Linked DNA regions of Homo sapiens: region 1 is linked to region 2. The links are chromatin loops, found by intact Hi-C in ENCODE. Cell type or tissue: PC-3. All regions are shown on one strand. Each heading gives the region's core, and the rest is flanking DNA. Links, peaks and the distances in the headings are about the cores only. Region 1 has its middle 17 kb from the start of TMEM9. Region 2 overlaps IGFN1 (immunoglobulin like and fibronectin type III domain containing 1).

The links. Hi-C counts contacts between places; a loop is a spot of excess contacts. Peaks named below come from ENCODE experiments on the same cell type or tissue, not always from the same donor. Only the 100,000 strongest peaks of a DNase experiment are listed, where the experiment ranks them.
Region 1: it touches region 2 in a loop (7-fold over the local background); 7 of 110 quality-filtered maps call a loop at or near these places.

What each region holds. Positions count from the first base shown.
Region 1 is chr1:201,166,485-201,176,724 of GRCh38, forward strand. It overlaps a transcript of TMEM9 not described here. Among named protein-coding and RNA genes, the nearest start is that of TMEM9, 17 kb to the left of the region's middle. RefSeq lists an enhancer at 4,764-4,923. In PC-3, for the core only: CTCF peaks have their summits at 4,755 and 4,969; DNase peaks (open chromatin) are centred at 4,397, 6,977 and 7,377; H3K4me3 peaks cover 1,675 bases; H3K27ac peaks cover 611 bases.
Region 2 is chr1:201,218,837-201,229,076 of GRCh38, forward strand. It overlaps IGFN1 (immunoglobulin like and fibronectin type III domain containing 1), which reads left to right. Exons shown (of 24, transcript NM_001164586.2): 19 at 2,608-2,910; 20 at 3,903-3,991; 21 at 5,843-6,038; 22 at 6,988-7,287; 23 at 8,046-8,372; 24 at 9,550-10,116. The coding sequence ends at 9,563. Among named protein-coding and RNA genes, the nearest start is that of IGFN1, 33 kb to the left of the region's middle. RefSeq lists a silencer at 4,139-4,248 and an enhancer at 6,720-7,712. In PC-3, for the core only: a CTCF peak has its summit at 4,227 (motif pointing left); a DNase peak (open chromatin) is centred at 4,225.

The sequences.
Region 1 (10,240 bases), core at 657-8,656, 53 kb before region 2:
CCCGAGTAGCTGAAACTGCAGGCACCTGCCACCATGCCCGGCTAATTTTTGTGTTTTTAGTAGAGACGGGGTTTTGTCATGTTGCCCAGGCTGGTCTTGAACTCCTGGCCTCAAGTGACCCGCCTGCGTTAGTCTCCCAAAGTGCTGGGATTATAGGTGTGAGCCACCATGCCCACCTGACTTTTTATAGTTTTATTAAAGACTCTTCTACCAGTGGTCAAAAGGGAGAAAATAAACCCTAGTCCCGTCATATATTTTGTTTTTTAATTTTTTAAAATGGAGGTATAACAGATCTACCATAAAGTATATAAGCCCCAGTGTACAGCTGCATGAATTTTTACATTGGAAAACTCAGGTCTAGGAGCCAGGAACCCTGGTTCTGCCGCAGCTCTGCTGTTAAATCTCTGTGTGATTCTGAGCAGGGCAGCTCTTTCCTCCTGAATTTGTTTCCCTAACTGTAAAGTGAGAGCACTAAACAAGATCACTATTTTACAAAGTGTGCTATGTGTATGCAAGTTGATTCTAAGTGTATTTGGGAGAGATTTTATTTTGATAGAGATGTATTTTTTTATTTTTTAAACCTTCATATTGAGTTACAATTTGTATAGGATAAAGTATACAAATCTTAATTGAAGGGTTCAATGAATTGTTACTATAACCGCCTGATGGGTTTTTCCTTCCAGCTGTACAAACAAAATTCCTGAAGACCGTGGCACTGCAGTACACAAAGAGTTTAATTGATGCGGGGCCAGCCACGCCACGCGGGCGACAGAGTTATTACTCAAATCAGTCTCTCTGAAGGCTCAGAGGTTAGGAGTTTTTCAAAGGTAGTTTGGTGGGCAGGGGGCTAGGGCATGGGGAATGCTGATTGGTTGGGTCGGAGATAAAATTATAGGGAGTCAAAGCTGTCCTCTTGGGTTGAGTTGCTTCTCCATGGGGCCACAGGGGCGGCTGGCGAGTCCAGGTGGAGCATGGTGTTAGACATGGAAAAAACCTGAAAAAGCTGTTCTTGGGTTCTACAACAGTGACGTTATCTGCAGGAGTCACTGGGGAAGTTGCATATCTTGTGACTTCCAGAATAATGACTGGCGACCATTTATGTCTACACCTTAGCTGAATTCAGGCTTCTCTATCCTGCTAGCCTGGTGGTCTCTCATTAGCTTTGCAAAGGTGGTTGAGTTTGGGGGATAGGCTATTATCCTTTAAACTATAAACTAAATGTCTCCCAAAGTTAGTTTGGCCTAAGCCTAGGAAAAATTAAGGGCAGCTTGAAGGCCAAAGGCAAGATGAAGTTTAGCTAGATCAGATCTCCCCTACTGCCATAAGTTTCTTACTGATATAATTTTTGCAAGGATGGGATTACCTTTGCATAAACTTGTGTAAATATAGATATAAATCATTCCCAGTTCCCCCAGAAAGCTCTTCGTGCCCTAGTTACTACCTTCACTGTGAAGGTAACTAGTATTCTGAGTTTTTTCAACATAGATTGGTTTTTGCCTGTTTTGAACTTCCTGTAATTAAATCATACAGTAACTACTCTTCATCTGTGCCTTGCTTTTCTGGGTCATCATTATGTTTGTGAAAATTATCCATATTGTTCTATGTAGCAGTTCATTCATTTGCATTGCTAAATAATATTCCATTGTATGAATATACCACGATTCACTTATCCATTCTATTGCAGCTGGACATTTGCATTGTTTTCTTTGGCTATTGTGAACAAAGCTACTACTATTGTAAATGTCTTTTGGTGGACATGTGCATTCATCTCTCTGGGGTATATACCTAGGAGTAGAATTGCTGAGAAATAGGGTTCTCAGTGTTATCCCCATACACAATCTTGTATGAATCTTGTATGAATATACACAGGTGTATTTTAGGGGAGGGAAATAAAGATGATCTTAAACTTTTTCAGATTCTTACAGGGATTTTCTAATTTTAAAAGGTTTTTAGGCCAGGCATGGTGGCTCACGCCTGTAATCTCAGCACTTTGGGAGGCTGATACAGGTGGATCACTTGAGGTCAGGAGTTCAAGATCAGCCTGGCCAACATGGTGAAACCCCGTTTCTACTAAAAATGCAAAAATTAGCTGGGTGTGGTGGCGCATGCCTGTAATCCCAGCTACTCAGGAGGCTGAGGCAGGAGACTCGCTTGAACCTAGGAGGCAGAGTTTGCAGTTAGTTGATATTGCACCACTGTACTTTAGCCTGGGCAGCAAAGTGAGATTCTGTCTCAAAAAATTAAAATAAAATAAAAGGGTTTTTGTGTCCTGGTAAACAATCCTGGGGCAGGGGGCATTATTTTTATTTTTATTTACTTATTTTCTAGACAAGGTTTCACTGTGTCACCCAGGCTGGAGTACAGAGGTGCTATCATGGCTCACTGCAGCCTTGACCTCTTGGGCTCAAGTGATCCTCCCACCTTAGTCTCCCAAGTAGCTGGGACTCCAAGCTTGTGCCATAATGCCCAGCTAATTATATTACTTTTTTTTTTTTTTTTTTAGAGATGGGGTCTCACTACGTTGCCCGAGCTGGTCTGAACTCCTGGGCTAAAGCGATTAGAGGGAGGGTTTTAGAATGCACACATTTGTGTAAAGAACTTAGATGAGGAGAGAGCACATGCTTAGAAAATTGCGGAAACTGCAAAGCTGTGTGTAGGTATAGAGGTGGGTTGGGGAGGAGGGTACAGGAGCAGGGAATATCAGGATCCAAAAAGATACTGTAAGGTTGAAATGAAGGCTGAATCTAAGTTTCCCACTTACACAAATATGAGAGGGACAGGTAAAAGTAACTGAGGATAGCTTAGTGAATAGTACGAGTGTAACGTGACTGACAAGAACAAACAAGCTAATTTGACCTCAGGCTGAATTAGAGGAACTTAAGACCTAAGAACTCATTTTCTCTAGAATAAGGGTAGTGGTGATCCACCCACTCTGCACCAGTAGCCTACAGCTGGGTGCTCTGTTCCATGTTACGGACACATGCTCCAAGGAACACAGACCAGAATGCATTTAGAGGACAGTGGCCAGTATGGTGTATGGTAAAGGCCTCAAACCCTGCCACATGAGGAACAGCTGTAGGAAATGGAACATTGTCCTGGGAAAGAAAAATCTTGGTGGTGATAGCAGTCTTTGGCTCTCTGAGGGGATGTCATGTGGAAGAGAAATGAGTTGCCCAGAGAAATTTCTTGCTATCAGTGAGGGTGTTCACACATTTTTTTTTTGGATGAGCACTTGCTGAAGCTATTTCAGAGGGAGATTAAATATCAGATGAAAAGTTTGATGAATGACTCTGAGTTCCCTTTTAACTCTGAGATCCTGTGAATCTGGCTATGTGACCTTGACTTGGTCACTGAACTTCTTGGAACCTTAGTTCTTCATCTTTAAAATAATAGGTAGACTAAGGATTCTTTAGTGCTGAACACAATCTACTGAATTGCTTCCCAGAGAAGCTAGGTGGTGTTACATATTCCCAATCTTCAGCTGTGACTCCTGCAGTTAAGGTGCTTTGGTCTTAAGCAACAGAAACTGACCGTTTAAGGAAAAAAAAAGAGTTTGTTGGAAAGAAGTGGGAAATTCATATAATCTATGAAACGACTGAAGAACAAGACTTGAAGAAGGCAGAAACCAGAGCTTCCTCCCCTGGCATGCCATGGGGGTGCATTGGCTGTGATGGATTTTTCCCTTATTCTCAGGTCACTATTCAGCATTCAAAGTCCAGATGACAGAATCAGTCCCTTGGACCTAAGTTGGCCTCAAGCCTGCTCCTTGGCAGGAAGGTCAGGACACCTTGATTATCAGCCCAATGTCATCCCCCAAGATGAAATCAAAAGCTATTACTAGAACAAGAGCCAAATAACATGTACCCTACAACCTCCACCCTTTTCTCTTCCATTTATGACAGCACATCAGACTCAAGAGAGTGAGCAGCATTATAATGGAAATAATCTTCAATCTATTTCAATTTACCTTTAAAAGTGAAAAATGCACTCATCTGGATGCTCAGTTTTTACCAGTAGTAGCCCACATGACATGTCATAACTGGGTGCTGAAATGCTGACAAGTCTGAGAACACGACTCCCCTAGGAGACAGACACGCTGACGGGCTTGAGCATTCACAAACAGATATCGGATGTCTGCTATGTGTCAAGCCCTGTGGTAGACACCGAGACTCATTAAGTCAGTGCAAAAAATGGAAAGGTTAAATATTTGCCCCGGGTAAACGCAAAGGGCAAGTGTATTGCATCAGGGTTGAACAGGGTGGCGCCGGCCAAAGAGGGATTCCTTTCAGGCCCGGGCCTCGCAGTCCAAACGTGGCCCGCCCTAGCCCCACCCCCTAGTGACCGCACACTCCAGCCGTCCAATCCCGTCACCACCCCGTCCAGTCTCCACCCCGGGAGGCTCCACTCCGGGTCCAGGCCGCCTGGGGCGTTTGCAGTCCTCTGTGGGAGGTGGCGTCCCGCAGAATGAGAACATTTCTGTGCCGGGCCAGCAGGTGTTACCTGAGTAAGATTGAGATTCTCTCACCAGGCGACAAGGCTTGTTGTGCCCGAGACAGGCACAGCTCAGATTCCCTCCCCGTGGTAATTAACCCGGGGAGAAATGTAACCAATCCCCGAGACTCGGGCCTCCAGCCAGCCGCCCGCTCGCTCCGTCCTTCCCCACCCGGGAGCCGAGCCTGGAAGGATTGCGGGGGGCGGTGCGGCAGGTGGAGGTGGGAGAGTTTGAAATGGATCCTGGCTGGGAGGACTTCCCAGGCCCCCTGCCGGACGGCGGGCTAAAAGCGTGAGGCGAAGGTCGTGGAAAGCCCGCTGGGACCCACCGCGGGGGTGCACTGGCCGCTGGGTCCCAGGCGCCGCGGCGATTTACCGCGCCTGGAGGTCACCGCTCCGCGTCCCAGGGAGGGGCAGGAGGCTGGGTCCTTCTGATCCCAGAAGACATAGCAGCACGGAGACACTAATCCGCTGTTTTTACACATAAACACTTCACACGAGAGAGATTACGTACCTCACATTGCAGTCATAGAGGGATCTGTGGGTGTTAGAGGCTTTCAGCTCCTGCTCTCGGGTGCATTGTGGGACAGAGCCTAGCAGGGAGGGAGCAGAGGCCGCGGCAGCCTCTCGGGTTCTAATCTCCCACCTGCCGCTCGCCCTAGATCATGACGTCACCCTGGACCTCAGTTTTCTCACCTGCGCAGTGGGTTAAGCTAAAACCTGCGCCTCTCTGCCTTTTGAGGATAAAACTGAGACTCCGAAGAGTGTTCGGAAAGAACACGTCAGGAGTGTGCAAGGGTTTCTTTGAATTGTGGATCTCACATCCCTGTCTGGCCTGCACGTTTACTCACCAAGGAATGCCAATTTCATTGTTTTTTGTTTGTTTGTTTGTTTTTTTAATGGTGATAATTGACTTGAAGGAAACCAAGCTAATTACTTGGCTGGATGAGTGTAGAGAGGCAGGGGATGACCAGGTGGAAGAGGGCTGCTGCTTTGCAAAGATTCTCTCAGGGAAAGAAGGAATGGAACTAAGGCCTGGAGTGTGATTTTTTTTTTTTTTTTTTTTTTTTTTTTGGTAAAGATTCCTGTATTCAGAACCGCTCTTAAGTCTGCCGAGTAGAGTAGGAGACTAGGAATCATTTTGAACCAAACCTCTCATTTAACAAATAATGAAACCGAGGCCCAGATAGGAGAAAGTGACTTACCCAAGGGCACGCAGCTGTTGGCCAGTTGGCTCTGGGATTTCTTTGAGGCTGATTGAAACTACCTTCCTTGACCTGGACTTTAATTTCATCTCGCCTAGGCTCCACTCCATGTGAAACCAGGTTTTAGGATTTGGGCTTTTCCCCCAAAGAATTCATGGAGTTGTTTCCTGCTTCCAAGGCATTTTGAATTCCTCTGGTTAAAGGTGTACTCTCTGTCACTATGTCTCTCAAACGAGGCAAGGCAGGAGGTTTCGGGGGTTAAGGAGTAAGTACTCACTGGTGTGGAATTTAGCAGAGGTGAGATTTTCATGGGCACTGTGTACTTTATCAGTTTACAACTTGCTGTTAATAGAGGCCATTAATCACAGCCAACTGCAGCTGGCTTAGCCTGGGACAGGGACAGTCCAGCCATGGTTAGGAGGGGCAGGCGCAGCAGGAGTAACCAGGGAAGGACCTCCTACAGTTACCCTTGAGGCCCGAAAATCAGTCCTAGGAAGAAGACAGTGGAATAAGTGCTCCCAACATGAAGACACTGGCACATATAAATGGTCTCACGGTCTCCGGCTGAGTCCTTCCAAATGACCCAACCTGTGTTAAATGCCTAACACAGTGTCTGACACACATTAGGTGCTTAATGAATACTCTGGAGTTTGAAAGTCCTTGCCCCAAACATCAAGATATCATTTTATTCCCACTTTACAAGCATGGAAACAGAGGAATAGAAAGGTTAAATTATTTCACCCAAGTTATAGAGCAAGGAAGGGGCAGAGCTGGGATTCAAACCCAGACCCTCTGGCTCCAGAGTCCATCCTCTGAGCCACCCAGCAGGGATGGGCCTGGGAAGAACTTACTAACAGTCTAGTTGTCAGCCTCAGACTCCGTCCACCCAAAATATCCTTCCTCCCTCCAGCTGGGTGTGTGCAGCTCTTGCTGGAGAAGGGGTGATCAAGATGACCTCTGGAGGCCCTTGAAGATTTACAATCCTCCAATCCCCCCCTGGAGAATTCCCCCCTCTCAGACTTCACTTGCTTCTCTTTCTGTACTGTCCAACAGGCCGGCCTGGGCCTCCTGACTGAGTTCAGCTGTCATTGTGGGACAGAAGAGGAGTGTGCAAACCCTGCAGGATTAGGGGTGCTGATGAGGCAGCCATCAGAAGACATCACTTGACAGGGCCTCTCTATTTCATGAGTCACAAGGGCTGAGCATGGAGCCCTCTTCCTGCTCCTCCAGAAGCCCTGGCCTCCCCGTGACCCAGCCCTTCTTGTTTCCACCTGATGCTTCTCTCACAGCTGCCATGATTTCATAATCTTTTGTCATAACCTTCCACATCATCCCTCCATCATCCGGTCTCAGCTCACACAGAGGGCTAGGAGGTGAAAAAGTCCACTTCCTGCTTCTCTGCTGGATGACCCCTTCTCCATGCCCAACTGAGAACTCTTCTTACAAATCTCCATAGAAGGGGGTTCTTCATGTTTCTTGTCAATGTTTCTCAGTGTTGACAACTTATAAGGCCGGGGTATTTGGTGAAATGGAATTTCTGGGGGCAGGCTTTCAGGGATTTGTTGGGGCATATATAAGGATTTAAAGTATTCAGATAATCTAGCTCAGGGGTCTGCAAACTTTTCCTGTAAAGGCCTAGACAGTGAATATTTTAGGCAGGTTATACAAGTTCTGTGGCAACGACTCAGTTCTGCTGTTGGAACACAAAAGCAGCCACAGGTGCTATGTAAATAAATGAGTGTGGCTTTTTCCAATAAATTGTTATTTACAAAACTAGGCTGTAGACCAGGTTAGGCTTGTGGGCCATAGTTTTGCTGGCCTCTGATAGAAGTGGTTTAAGGTTGGGGCCTGGGTGGGCACCCCAGGGGAGAGCAGTGGGTAATTTCTGTGTAATGCCATTGGCTGCCTAAGGTGCACCCTGGACCTGCACAAGGATGGGGTACCTCCCTCACCCATCCTACCAGAGGTCATCAGTGGACAGAGGGCGTTGGGGAGCACTACCCAAGGGTCAAGATTGCTCTTCTGTAATGGAGCTGTGGGATGCTGTGTCAAGAGGGTGGAGACCCATAGGTCTTTTTTTTTTTTTTTTTTTTTTTTTTTTTTTTTTTTTTTTTTGAGGTGGACTCTCACTCTGCTACCCAGGGTGGAGTGCAGTGGTGTGATCTTGGCTCACTGCAACCCCCACCTCCTGTGTTCAAGCGATTCGCCTGCCTCAGCCTTCCAAGTAGCTGGATTACGGGCATGTGCCACCACGCCTGGCTAATTTTTGTATTTTTAGTAGAAATGGGGTTTTGCTACGTTGGCCAGGCTGGTCTCAAACCTGTGACTTCAGGTGATCCGACTGCCTCGGCCTCCCAAAGTGCTGGGATTACAGGCATGAGCCACCGCGCCTGGCCCCCACAGGTCTTCTGACCACTGTATTCAGTCCTGACCTGCCCAGACAGCCTTCTCCCTAAGGAAGGAGTCCCACACAAATCTCACTGGCGAATGCCCTTATCTTCTGCAGCTGGAGCAGCAGCTTACTAGGCCTTTCAGATACACTTAGGAAGAAATCCTAAAGCAGAATCTCATTAGCTTGTGTGTGGCTGGTGAGGTGGTTTTTGCTCAGGACAGGGTGCCCAACAGCTCTGGGAGGTCTTTGGTGAGGAGGGGCCTCAAGGAATTATCTCAGATGTGATGGACTTATTTCATTTCCTCTGGGGCACCCCCTCTTTCTTCCACCTCTAAGCCTCTGCATATGCTGCATTCTCTGCTGTTTCTTCCATCTTCTCCACATAGCTAAGTCCTTCTCATCCTGTCAGCTCCTCCAGGAAGGCTCCTCAGATTGCTCTTCTCCCCCAGTTTTTGGCTGGTGTTCCTGTATGTGCTCCCGCTGAGCTCTGATTGATAGTCCCCCACTAAAGCCTTTGTTATGCTTCTCTGTGATCACTTGTTTCACCTGTATCTTCCACTAGAATGTAAGTTAGACTGAAAACTCTGTGAGGACAAGGACCCCAGCACCTTGCACAATATCTGATCTGCAGAAGTAGCTCAATAAATATTTATTAAACAAATTAATGAATTTCACTCACATCAGTGGGCAGAACTTTCCTTTAACTATTGTGAAAATGAATGTGTCCATCACATTCTCTGTAAACTTCCCAAGAAGTTTGAGAGAGCAAAGGTCCTTTCCTGTGGTTATAGAACCAACCTTTCCCTTTCAGCTTCTGTTCCTATTAGTATGTGTGCCGCATGTTGCAATAATTGTTTGAACAGAGGCAGGCATCTTGTTTCAGTGGGATTTCATTTGGAGAGGAAAGTGATGGAAGGAATATTTTCCTGGACTCCTCCTGGAAGGGGAACTTCGTGTCTCCCTTTATTCTTAAGCACCATATTATTTCTCCGTGACTTAGTTCCCCTTCATAAGTATGAAGGTATACCCAGAGCTCTGGGAGGCCAAGGGAGGAGGATCGCTTGAGCCCAGGAGTGCGAGGTTGCAGTGAGCGATGATGACTCTGCCACAGCACTCCAGACTGGGTGACAAAGTGAGACCTTGTCTCTAAAAATACATACATACATACATACAAAATAAGTGCAAAGGTACTGTGTGTGTGTGTGTGTGTGTGTGTGTGTGTGTGTGTGTGTGAAGGAACCCTTGGTAGAGTGAATGTTTACATTGGGAGTAGTTTGAGGGGTTTTCTTTTGAAAGGGGTGTTCCTGAGCTCATTGTGTTCTCAGAAAATTCCAACTGTAGCTGGGATTAGGATTTTTACATCACCACAGATTAATTGCAGACCACCCCCAACCCTCCTCTCCTGGGGGTCGACACGGTCCCCCAGCTGGGGAACAAGGGCTGGGCTTGCAGCCTAAGGGTTCTGATAATACCCCTTGGACTCAGCAACCGTCTCCCAAGGAGCAGCAAGAACCTTCCAGATGTCATCATACCAACCTTCCCAATTTCCCCAGAAAGGAGGAGAGGCACCCAGATGTATGTTGCAGAGTCAGGGAAACTGAAACACAAGTTGAAGAAAATCAGGTGAAAGGAGCCAGTGAGAATTTGAATTCAAATAGCAGCCCACCCTCCCTTCTGCACACTGCCTTGCTCTAGCCGCACTGCTGTGTTCCTCAGTGCCCTCACTGGGGCCATTGGAGGTGGTAGCTCTGCCGCCGCAGGCTGGTCAGTGACCAACTTGTGGGTGGAAAGGAGTTGGGGAGAGGAGGAAGGAGAGATGCGTTTCCAGCCTGTTCAGGCATCCTCCATGCCCATCTCTCCTTATCTCTTTGGAAAACCTGTCTTGACCTATTTTCACCCTTTTTTTGGGGGCCAGCCATAAATGGCCCCAATCACAGCCCTTGGGTAGTGCCAGACCTGTGACTCAGGAGTTGCTGACTCTCTTGATTTCAGGATTTTGTGACTTTGATGGGATAACCTTTGAGGAATTCTTGGGGGGGCAGCTGGAATGAGCCTACTTGGAAGCTCAGTTAGGCCTTGGTTACGAGCAAAGCATGTTTATGGGATATTAAAAATAGATTTCAAGCAAATATATAAATCTCTTTCTATCCTG
Region 2 (10,240 bases), core at 828-8,827:
TACGTGAGCTCAAACAGGCCCAGAAGCCAGGCAGTGGGATTAGAGGATTCCTTCCCTGCCAAGTAATGGTTCATACTTGTAATCCTGGCACTTTGGGAGGCAGAGGCAGGAGGATTGCTTGAGCCCGGGAGTTTGAGGCTGCAGTGAACTATGATTGCACCACTGCACTCCAGCCTGCATGACAGAGGGAGACCCTGTTACAAAAAAAAAGAAAAGAAAAGAAAGAAGAAAAAAAAAAGCAGAGTCCTTTTCAAGATCACTTCACTCACTCTTTGGCCTCTAGGCAGGCCAGCCCCCAAGCTGGCCCACCTGCCCCAGTCTCATAAGCATCCACTCACCCTAGTGTTGCCCATCAGGCAGGGCGGAGGGCAGGTAACAGGGGAAGCTCAGCATCAATTCTCTATCCAATGAATATTTGCCCATCACCTACTAAATGGCCAGCATTGTGCCAGGAAGTAGGTAAATCAATCCTGGTCTCTGCCCTTGAGAAACTTATAGTCTGAGATAGCATTTTCTATCTGAGACCTGTGGTCTTGGGAACATGGAGTGTATTGAGAGATGCCAACAGACATTCTGAGAACAGGAACAGCAAAAAATGTCTGTGATTAAAGATGTGTATGATGTGAGCTTTTGATGTTTCCAAGTCCTGCAGGGGAAAAAAACCTGTCTAACCTTGATCCAAATCTAGCTTTTTCACAAAATACCTATTAAAAGCGTCACTCCAAGGCGTACAGCTTAGAAAATGCTGCTCTGTATTTCTCATCCCCTAATCAGTTTGCCTACGCCAAGTCCTCTAGGGAGCAGCACATTTCTGGCACTTGACGGATGGGCCAGGTGGTCAACACCTGGAGAGCATCTCTGTGCCCCACAGGGCCCAGCCCACTGCAGGTGTTCAGGCTGTTTGAATGAACCCAACAAGACCGAAACATTCTGTACATTTCATTGTTCAAGTGGTATCTGAGTTTTAGTCCTAGGAAGGGCAGGACATGGAATGGAGGGATGGGGGAGGAAAGCCGGCCCATGCAACTTACTCCTTGCAAATGGACCAAGCCTGTCCTATCTTTTCTTTTCTTCTCTGTTCTTTTCTTTTCTTTCTCTCTCTCCTTCCTTCTTTCTCTCTCTCCTTCTCTCTTTCTTTCTTTTTTCTGTCTGTCTGTCATTCTTTCTTTCTCTCTCTCTCTCCCCCTTCCTCCCTCCCTGTCTTCTTTCTTTCTCTTTCTGTTCTTTTTTTTCCTTTCTTTCTCTTTTTCTTTCTTTCTTTCTCTCTCCCCCTTCCTCCCTCCCTCTCTTCTTTCTTTCTCTCTCTCCCCCTTCCTCCCTCCCTCTCTTCTTTCTATCCCTTTCTTTCTCTCTCTCTCTCTCTCTCTAACAGGGTCCACTCTTTTACCCAGGCTGGAATGCAGTGATGCAATCTCGGCTCACTGCAGCCTTGAACTCCTGGCCTCAAGCAATCCTCCTGCCTCAGCCTCTTAAGCAGCTGGAACTATGAGCATGTGCCACCACACCCTGCTAATTTATCTTTTTGTAGAGACAGGGTCTCACTATATTGCCCAGGCTGGTCTTGAACTCCTGCTTTCAAGCTATCCTCCTGCCTCGGCCTCCTAAAGTGCTGGGATTACAGGCATGAGCCATGGGCCCACAGCCTGTTAATCTCTTTTATCAGTGGTGGGAAGTAGAGACAATAGATAGGATAAGCAGTGTCTAACAGTAGCCACAGCAATCACTACATTTTCTGGATTCTTGCTGCTAAGCAAGGCCCATGGCCCAGAAACATCATCTTATTAGAACTTATGAGAAATGCTGAATCTCAGGCCTCACCCCAGACCTACTGAATCAGGGTCTATATTTTTTACAAAAATCCCCAGGTAACTTCTATACTAATTAAAGTTTGAGAAGTACTGCCCTAGCCCAGTGGTTTTCAAACTTCATTGCATATGTAGAAACACCTGGAAAACTCTTAAAAATGTTGATGCCTAGACTGCACCCCAGACTAATTAAATCAGAATCTCTGGGGTGGCATCTAGGTGCCAGTATTTTTAAGCTCACCAGGTGATTCCAACGTGCAGCCAGACTTGAGGGCCAGAGCCCTTTCACACTCATTGTGCTTTTTGCTTGTTCTAAAACCTCTGTGGGTAGGTGGGGCTATTATTATTGTTCTCATGTAATAAGTGGAGAACAAGAAGCCTGCACTGAGTACCCAGAAGGCAGAGTCGTGACTCTAAGAGCTTAGAGTCCAGAATAAAAACACATGGAAGTCTAGTCATACGGGATAATGGAACCCAAGAGGTCATCAACTAAAATATCAGTTTTCAGGAATTACAGAAGGATAGTTAGGAGAAGGCATTTGGCAGGTTGGTGAATGAATGAGGGGAATGAGTTGAGGGAGGCTTCCTGGTGGAGGTGGCCTGGGATCTGTGTGCATAACGGAGACAAAGTGCTGGTTACAGTAAGAATTTGGAACAAGGTAGGTGCTTCAGGAAGAATCTAAAGGCAGAATTGCTAAGTGAAAACAATTCCCAGTCTCCCACAAGGAAGGCTAATCAATATCCACACTGAGTGGCCTCCCTCAGGAGATGCCATTCCTGACTCTCCCATGGTGCCTGGCAGGACCCCCTGGGCTGGTGAGGAATCTCCAAGTCACAGACAGATCGAACACCAGCATCACTCTGAGCTGGGCTGGGCCAGACACCCAGGAAGGGGATGAAGCCCAGGGGTATGTGGTGGAGCTGTGCAGCTCAGACAGTCTCCAGTGGCTCCCGTGCCATGTGGGCACCGTGCCAGTCACCACCTACACGGCCAAGGGGCTTCGGCCTGGAGAGGGCTACTTCGTGCGGGTGACAGCAGTTAATGAAGGAGGCCAGAGCCAGCCCAGTGCCCTGGACACATTAGTGCAAGCCATGCCTGTTACTGGTGAGTGCTGCCTCCTTCCCCGACCCCTGAGCCCTGCAGGCCTCTCCTAAGAGGGGGCCCCTGAGTAGCCGCAATGCACTTACTAAGCCAGGATCCCCACCCTCAGTTTCAGGAAGTAACATTTATTGAGCACCTACTAGGTGCTAGGTACTGGGCTAGGCAGTCCCTTCTTAGAAATGTTTTCTCATTACGACTCATAACTATACTACAATATTAATGTTTTTATTCCGAAGTTACAGAGAAGGAAACTGAGGTTCAAGGTACTTTGCCCTAGTTGTCACTAATGGTATGTGGTACAGCCAGGATTTAAACCTGGAGACTCCAAAGTTGATGTTCTGTAGGAGAGAGAGTGGCTGCTTCCCGGGCATGGCCTTCGAAGGCCTAAGGGCCGCTCAGCTCCCATGGTTCACGTTCAGAATGGGACATGCCCAGCTCCCCGTTATTATTGAAAAGAGGATTGTCTTTCCCTTTGGGCTTTAACCACCACAAGCACCTGATCTGCCTTTGACCCAAGCTGACACTGGGCCACCCCAGCTGACCCTAGTCATCACTATGGCAGTAGGGAGTCACAAACACAGCACACGGAGTCCAAAGTCCCAGAATCTTGTCCTGGCTCTCTCCCGAACAAGGTGTGACCTCAGGCAAGTCATTTCCTGTCTTAGATTGGTGTTTATCTCATCTGCAAAACATAAGCGCTCTGCCACATGTCTGCATCTTCCTCTGTTCCAGCCTAGTCCACCCCTCTCCCTGCAGGGTTCCTTTCTCAGCTCCTGTCCCTCCCCCGCTAGCATCTCCCCATCAGCCCCTGGGGTCTCCCCTGAAGATTCTGCTCCCAGCTGTACTCCAGTCCTTTAGAGGCCCCAGTATGTTGGGATCTCAGCATCAATCCGACTGGCCCAGTCTTCCCCTCCAGCCCTACCTTGCTGGGGACCTGGGGCTGGGGTCCAACTGTGAGGGAGGAGGGAGGTAACCAGTCCTCTTGTGCGTTTCAGTCTGTCCCAAGTTCCTCGTGGACTCCAGCACCAAGGACTTGCTGACAGTCAAGGTCGGGGACACAGTTCGTGTGCCCGTCTCCTTTGAAGTGAGTGTACCTGCAGGGGTGTGGGGAGGGAAGCCCAGAGAGGCCAAGGGGGCCAGACTCAGCCCTGTGGCTCTCTTTTCTTCCCTGTTCCTTTTTGGCCCCTAGTCAGTGCTTGTGGAAATCACTGACTGGGCTTGTGGAAATCAGGTGAGAGACATGAGGCAGGAAGGATTCAGGTCCTCCTTGAAGGTACTGCCCTCACTTGGCGGCTGGGTGGCCATTCTGCTCCAGGCCTGCAAATCCCTCTAGTGGTAGCTTCAGCTACTGCACCTCCAAACTAAGGCTCTTCGGTTCTCCACCTCTCCTAGTCTGGGAATTCAGGGAGCCGGTCGTGCAGATGATCCCCTTTGACTTCACAATGTATTTTTGTGCAAGCACATGACCTATATTTGACTCAGGGTGATCCTTAACCAACACCAACACCACCTGACTTTACAACAGTAGGGTGGTGGCTAAAAGTACAAACTGCCTGGGTTCAAATTTTGATGTCATCACTCACAGCCGTTTGACTTTGGACAAATATTATTTATTTATTTATTTATTTATTTATTTATTTATTTTGAGATGGAGTCTCACTCTGTCACCCAGGCTGGAGTGCAGTGGCACGATCTCGGCTTACTGCAACCTCCACCTCCCGGGTTCTAGCGATTCTCCTGCTTTAGCCTCCCAAGTAGCTGGGATTACAGGCGCATGCCATCACGCCCGGCTAATTTTTGTATTTTTAGTAGAGATGGGGTTTCGCCGTGTTGGCCAGGCTGGCCTCTCAAACTCCTGACCTCACGTAGTCTGCCCACCTCGGCCTCCCAAAGTGCTGGGATTACAAGTGTGAGCCACTGTGCCCAGCCAGAACAAATATCTTAACATCTCTGTGTTTCACCTTCCTCATCTGTCAAAAGGGGATAATAATAGTAACCTACCTCAAAGGTCTGAGGGTTCAAGGAATTAATATATTGAAAGTGTATATGTAGGGCCTGGCATATGACAGCACCCAATATGTTTTAATATTATTATTGTTTAAAATCATCATCATCTGTGTAGGAATTCAAACCAGTCTATCTTACTCTAAATGACTTGTTCTTAACCACAATAATGACAATGATAATGATGGCAAAAATATTTAATGCACATTGAGTAGTTACCATGTCCTAGGCCTTGTTCTCTCTGCTTTCCGTGTATTTATTATTAACGCCTTAAATTCTCAGAACAATCCTGTGAGGTCAGTTAGTGACTATCAGCATCTTCGTTTGACTCTGGTGCCCACCGTGCCCTGTACTGAGGGCCCCGTAGGGAGTTGACGGCATGGTCACCAAGCAGCTGGGCTGGCCTTCCCACCCTGCTCAGGGTCACCACAGTTCAAGGCCAGGACACCGCAATCTTCCTCCTAGACTATTGCCAAATTATCTCCTACATGGTCTTGGCTGCCAGGGTGGTTAACACTCCCCTCCCCACACATCCCTTCTCATTCCCATCCCACCCCCTGCCATGTGAATCCAGAACTCATTATGCTTTCCTGCTCAGAATCTGACAACAGCGGCTCCTGGCTGAGAGGATAATGTCCAGATGTCTGTAGAGGTGTGACGTGGAGGGCACTTTGCATTTTTGCCGAACCTCTTCGTCCAACTTCCTTTCTTGTTCTACCGCCCCCCTACCATACCCGCCTGCCAACCTCACACTTTATCACCACCCCTCTTTCCCACCTGTGTTTTCTTGTCGACGTTGTGTTTTCTGGTCGACTTTCTCCTTGTAGAAGACTCTTCTCACCGCTTCTACCTTTGGCCTAGCTTAAATGCCATCACCTCCATGAAACTGCCAGCTTCCCCTTCTCAACTTTTCCTTCCTCTCCTTTCTCAGGCCATGCCCATGCCTGAGGTGACCTGGCTGAAGGATGGCTTGCCCTTGCCCAAAAGAAGTGTGACTGTCACTAAGGATGGCCTCACCCAGCTTCTGATCCCTGTGGCTGGACTCTCAGACAGTGGTCTCTACACTGTGGTGCTGAGGACCCTGCAGGGGAAGGAGGTTGCCCACAGCTTCCGTATCAGGGTGGCAGGTGAGGCAGGCCTTGCTCTGGGCTCTGGACGCTGGCTCGGCCACTCACCAAGGCAAAGAGGTGTCCACTGGTCTGATCATAGGTCTCAGCCACTCTACCAGGGCTGGGTATGCAAAGTGACCATTCTCCACCTTTCCTCCATGCTTGATGATAGAAAGTAGAAAGGACCCCAGAAGATCCCCTGGGGACTTCCATTGTCCTTCTGCCTCAGGAGCCTAGAGACAGTCATGTCATGTCTCCTCTCCGACCTCAGTTATCCTTCCCGTTGAGTCAGTGAGCAGAGGCGGTTACCACTGTTACATCACTCCAAAGACCCAGGGGACAAAATTGTCTGCAGCCGTTGCACAGGATAAAGGCTTTCCTCCCCAGCTGTGGCTCCACACAGCCCCTGCCCTGGAGGAGCTTCTGGATATCCAGAAATGATCAAATAGACTAACAGTGGGGGCTCTGTAATGCAGCTTCATGAGAGCCCTGCCTCTGTCCAAAAATGCATGCCTTGTCCTGTGTCATTTTACTTAAAAACTGAAGTGAATTCAGTGAAACCCCATCTCTGCGAAAAATACAAAAAATTAGCCGAGCGTGGTGGTGGCCGCCTGTAGTCCCAGCTACTTGGGAGGCTGAGGCAGGAGAATGGCGTGAACCCGGGAGTTGGAGCTTGCAGTGAGCCGAGATCGTGCCACTGCACTCCAGCCTGGGTGACAGAGCCAGACTCCGTCTCAAAAAACAAACAAACAAACACACTGAAGTGAATTAAAATTACTCTTTTGGGGAGATTTTCTACCCTCTAGAGATAACTGTGGACCGCTGGCCAAGCTTACTCTGGGTCCAGCTACTTGTGTGGCAAGACTGCGTTCCCCAGGACCCTCAGAAGTCCTGGGACCTGGAGGGGGCTGGTAGCAGCCCTGCTGGGTCCCCTCCACGTGACCTCCCTCTGCCGTCTCTCCTGAAGCATGCCCGCAGGCCCCTGGGCCCATCCACCTGCAGGAGAACGTGCCTGGGACGGTGACGGCCGAGTGGGAACCCTCTCCTGACGAGGCCCAGGATGTCCCGCTGCACTACGCGGTGTTCACACGCTCCTCAGCGCACGGTCCCTGGCACGAGGCAGCCGACCGCATCCACACCAACCGCTTCACCCTCCTGGGCATCCTCCCCGGCCACGAATACCACTTCAGGGTGGTGGCCAAGAATGAGCTGGGGGCCAGCAAACCCTCGGACACCAGCCAGCCCTGGTGCATCCCCCGGCAGCGCGGTAAGCAGCCCCTGAGAGGGAGGAGCAGGCAGGGTGGGGGTTGCGCTCTGCAATGCAGTGGGATGCACCCAAGCATGGCAAGCGCGCAGGATAGGGACTGTGGCAGGGATGGCCTGGAGCATGCCAAATAACAGCCAGCAGCCCCGAGCTGCTGCTCCTCCCGCTCCTGCCTCACACCCACCTGTTCTGGCATCCTCTGCACCCCGACCTCCGTGGGAAGAATGAGATTGGTGTGGGTGTTTTGGTGTCTGAGGTGCCTTTGGGAGGATTTTCAAAAGCAGCCACAGACAATAAGGCAAATAGAGGTTAATGTTTCTCTGAAAACAAAGTGTATATTTTACCGCAAAGTAGATGTGGACCTTAAGATCAGTCACAGAAAAGCAGGCTATAAAATCAAATCAAGGTTTCATTTTCATAAAATACAAAAATTTCAGGAAAGCTCTACACCAGAATGTCAGCTATAGTCATCTATAGGTAGTGAGATTATGATTTGGTTTTTATTCTTTCTCCTTTGATTCTCTGTGTATTCTAATTGTCCACAGTGAATGTGTATTAGCTACAAAAAAAAATCCATAAAGAATTTTAGGAAAAGGATAGAATGAGGCAAGCCTTGGGGTCCAAATTTGCAGGCAAGATGTGGCAGGAAATCCCAGATAAGGCCTACATGGTAGCTTCATGAACTCTTTACCCAGACCCGGGTCTCAGCCAGGCCTTCCTCGCTTTCTCACCCTCTTCTCTCACCCCGGCTTTCACCACAGACAGGTTCACAGTGAAGGCTCCGTGCTACCGGGAGCCCGACCTGAGCCAGAAGCCCCGGTTCCTGGTGGGCCTGCGGTCCCACCTGCTGCCCCAGGGCTGCGAGTGCTGCATGAGCTGTGCCGTGCAGGGCTCGCCCCGGCCCCACGTCACCTGGTTCAAGAATGACCGCAGCCTGGAAGGAAACCCCGCGGTGTACAGCACTGACCTGCTGGGCGTGTGCTCCCTCACCATCCCCAGCGTATCCCCGAAGGACAGCGGGGAGTACAAGGCTGTGGCTGAGAACACGCTGGGCCAGGCAGTCAGCACTGCCACCCTCATTGTCATAGGTAATGGTGGCTGCCCTGGCAGTGGGGCAGGAAGGAGAGCCAGGAGAGCAACCACCTGCCTGTCAGGGAGGCTCCGGGGGGTGCCTAGAGGGATTCAGCCGGGAGTCAGGAGACCAGGACTCTCTGCCTGACTCTATGAACTTTCAGCTATTTAACCTACCAACACCGGCCCACATGTGGTCTTTATTTGCCCACTTTTTAAAAAATTTATTTTTATTTTTAGTTTTTTTTTTTTTGAGACGGAGTTTCGCTCTTGTTGCCCAGGTTGGAGTGCAATGGCATGATCTCGGCTCACTGCAGCCTCCACCTCCTGGATTCAAGAGATTCTCCTGCCTCAGCCTCCTGAATAGCTGGGATTACAGGCATCCGCCACCACACCTGGCGGATTTTTTTGTATTTTTAATAGAAGGGGGGTTTCATCATATTGGCCAGACTGGTCTCAAACTCCTGACCTCAGGTGATCCACCCGCCTCGGCCTCCCAAAGAGCTAGGATTACAGGTGTGAGCCACTGTGCCCGGCAGATTTGCCCACTTTTAAAATGAGGTATTTGAACTTGGTGAGCAACTCTTGATTGAAGGGCTGTGTACTGCTCACCTAAGCTTCCCAGTGGGGCCACGCTACACATTGCAGGCTGAGAGATGAACAGGCATCCGTATTGCTGTTTCTTAAGTATGTCAAGATATGAACACTTAGTGCCTAGAAAGCCATGCTGATTCTCTCATTGGTAGTCTCCTTTTCAGTAGCACAGATATATATGTTAATAAAGGTTTTTCCTTCGATAGTACTTAAAACACCTTATATTTTGAATAGCAATAAAAGGCAAGCCTCAATTGACCTTTGTGGAAAAACGGCCCCTTTGCACTGGAGCAGAGCATCTCTCCTCTCTGTAGCACCTGTGCTTAGGCATTTAGGAAGCCACTCTCGAAACACCCCAGCTTGTGTACACATGTAGTCCCGGAACGAAGATGGCATTGGGGGTGATTATGGTTCCCCGAGGGGCCAGCAAAGGGCTTTGCCCAAGCTTAGAGAGCACGTGGTGGCTCCAGATTTGAACCCACACCCCCTGATGGCAGAGCCTGTAGTCTAAGCCCCATTCTGAGTTTTCTTCACCACTGAACAGATGCAGGGTGGGGTGGCTGCCCCTCTGAACCAACTGGAATATCCTGTGTCTTGCAGAACCCAGCACCTAGCCTCACCTCACCCTGGGATGGTCCTGGACCCTTGAAGCTTCACTTCCGACACCTGCACTGGCCCGGGAAGCCAATCCCAAGGATGGAGGCTGTGCCCAGAGCCCCAGGAAAATGGGAGTGAGAAGATGCCTGGCGAGGTTTTGGCCAGGAGGACGTGAAGTCCTTGGGGAAGAAAAACAAGGGAGGAGGGCATTCCACCTCCTGGCTCCAAGCTAAGTCACTCAACAGAATGACAGCGAACCTCCTGGACCCTCACCATATGGGTTTCTTTCTTCTTCGCTTCAGGAGATCCAGAGGGCACCTGCCTGCAGGATGGGCCGGCTCCTTATTTTCCTGGGCTGAGCCGTTTGGAGGGAGGGTGGGCACAGCTGGGCCTGCTGTGACCACTGGGAGGGAAGAGGAGAGGAGGTCAGAGGACCTGGGTGAGGACTAGGGCATCAAGGTCGTGTGTGTGGGTGGGGGCAGCCTCCACCTCCTGGATTCAAGAGATTCCAGGGGTGCAGCAAGTGCTTTCTATGCGTTTCTTCATTAAAACATTAGGCTAATACAGGCAGATCATTGGCAAATTTACTTGGGGTGGGTGTGTTGGAGGAAAGATTTCCAAAGCGGAGCCTTTATTCCAGGCTTCAGTTGGGAGGATGGGTGGGTTCTGGATAGAGGAAGAACGGGCTCAGAAC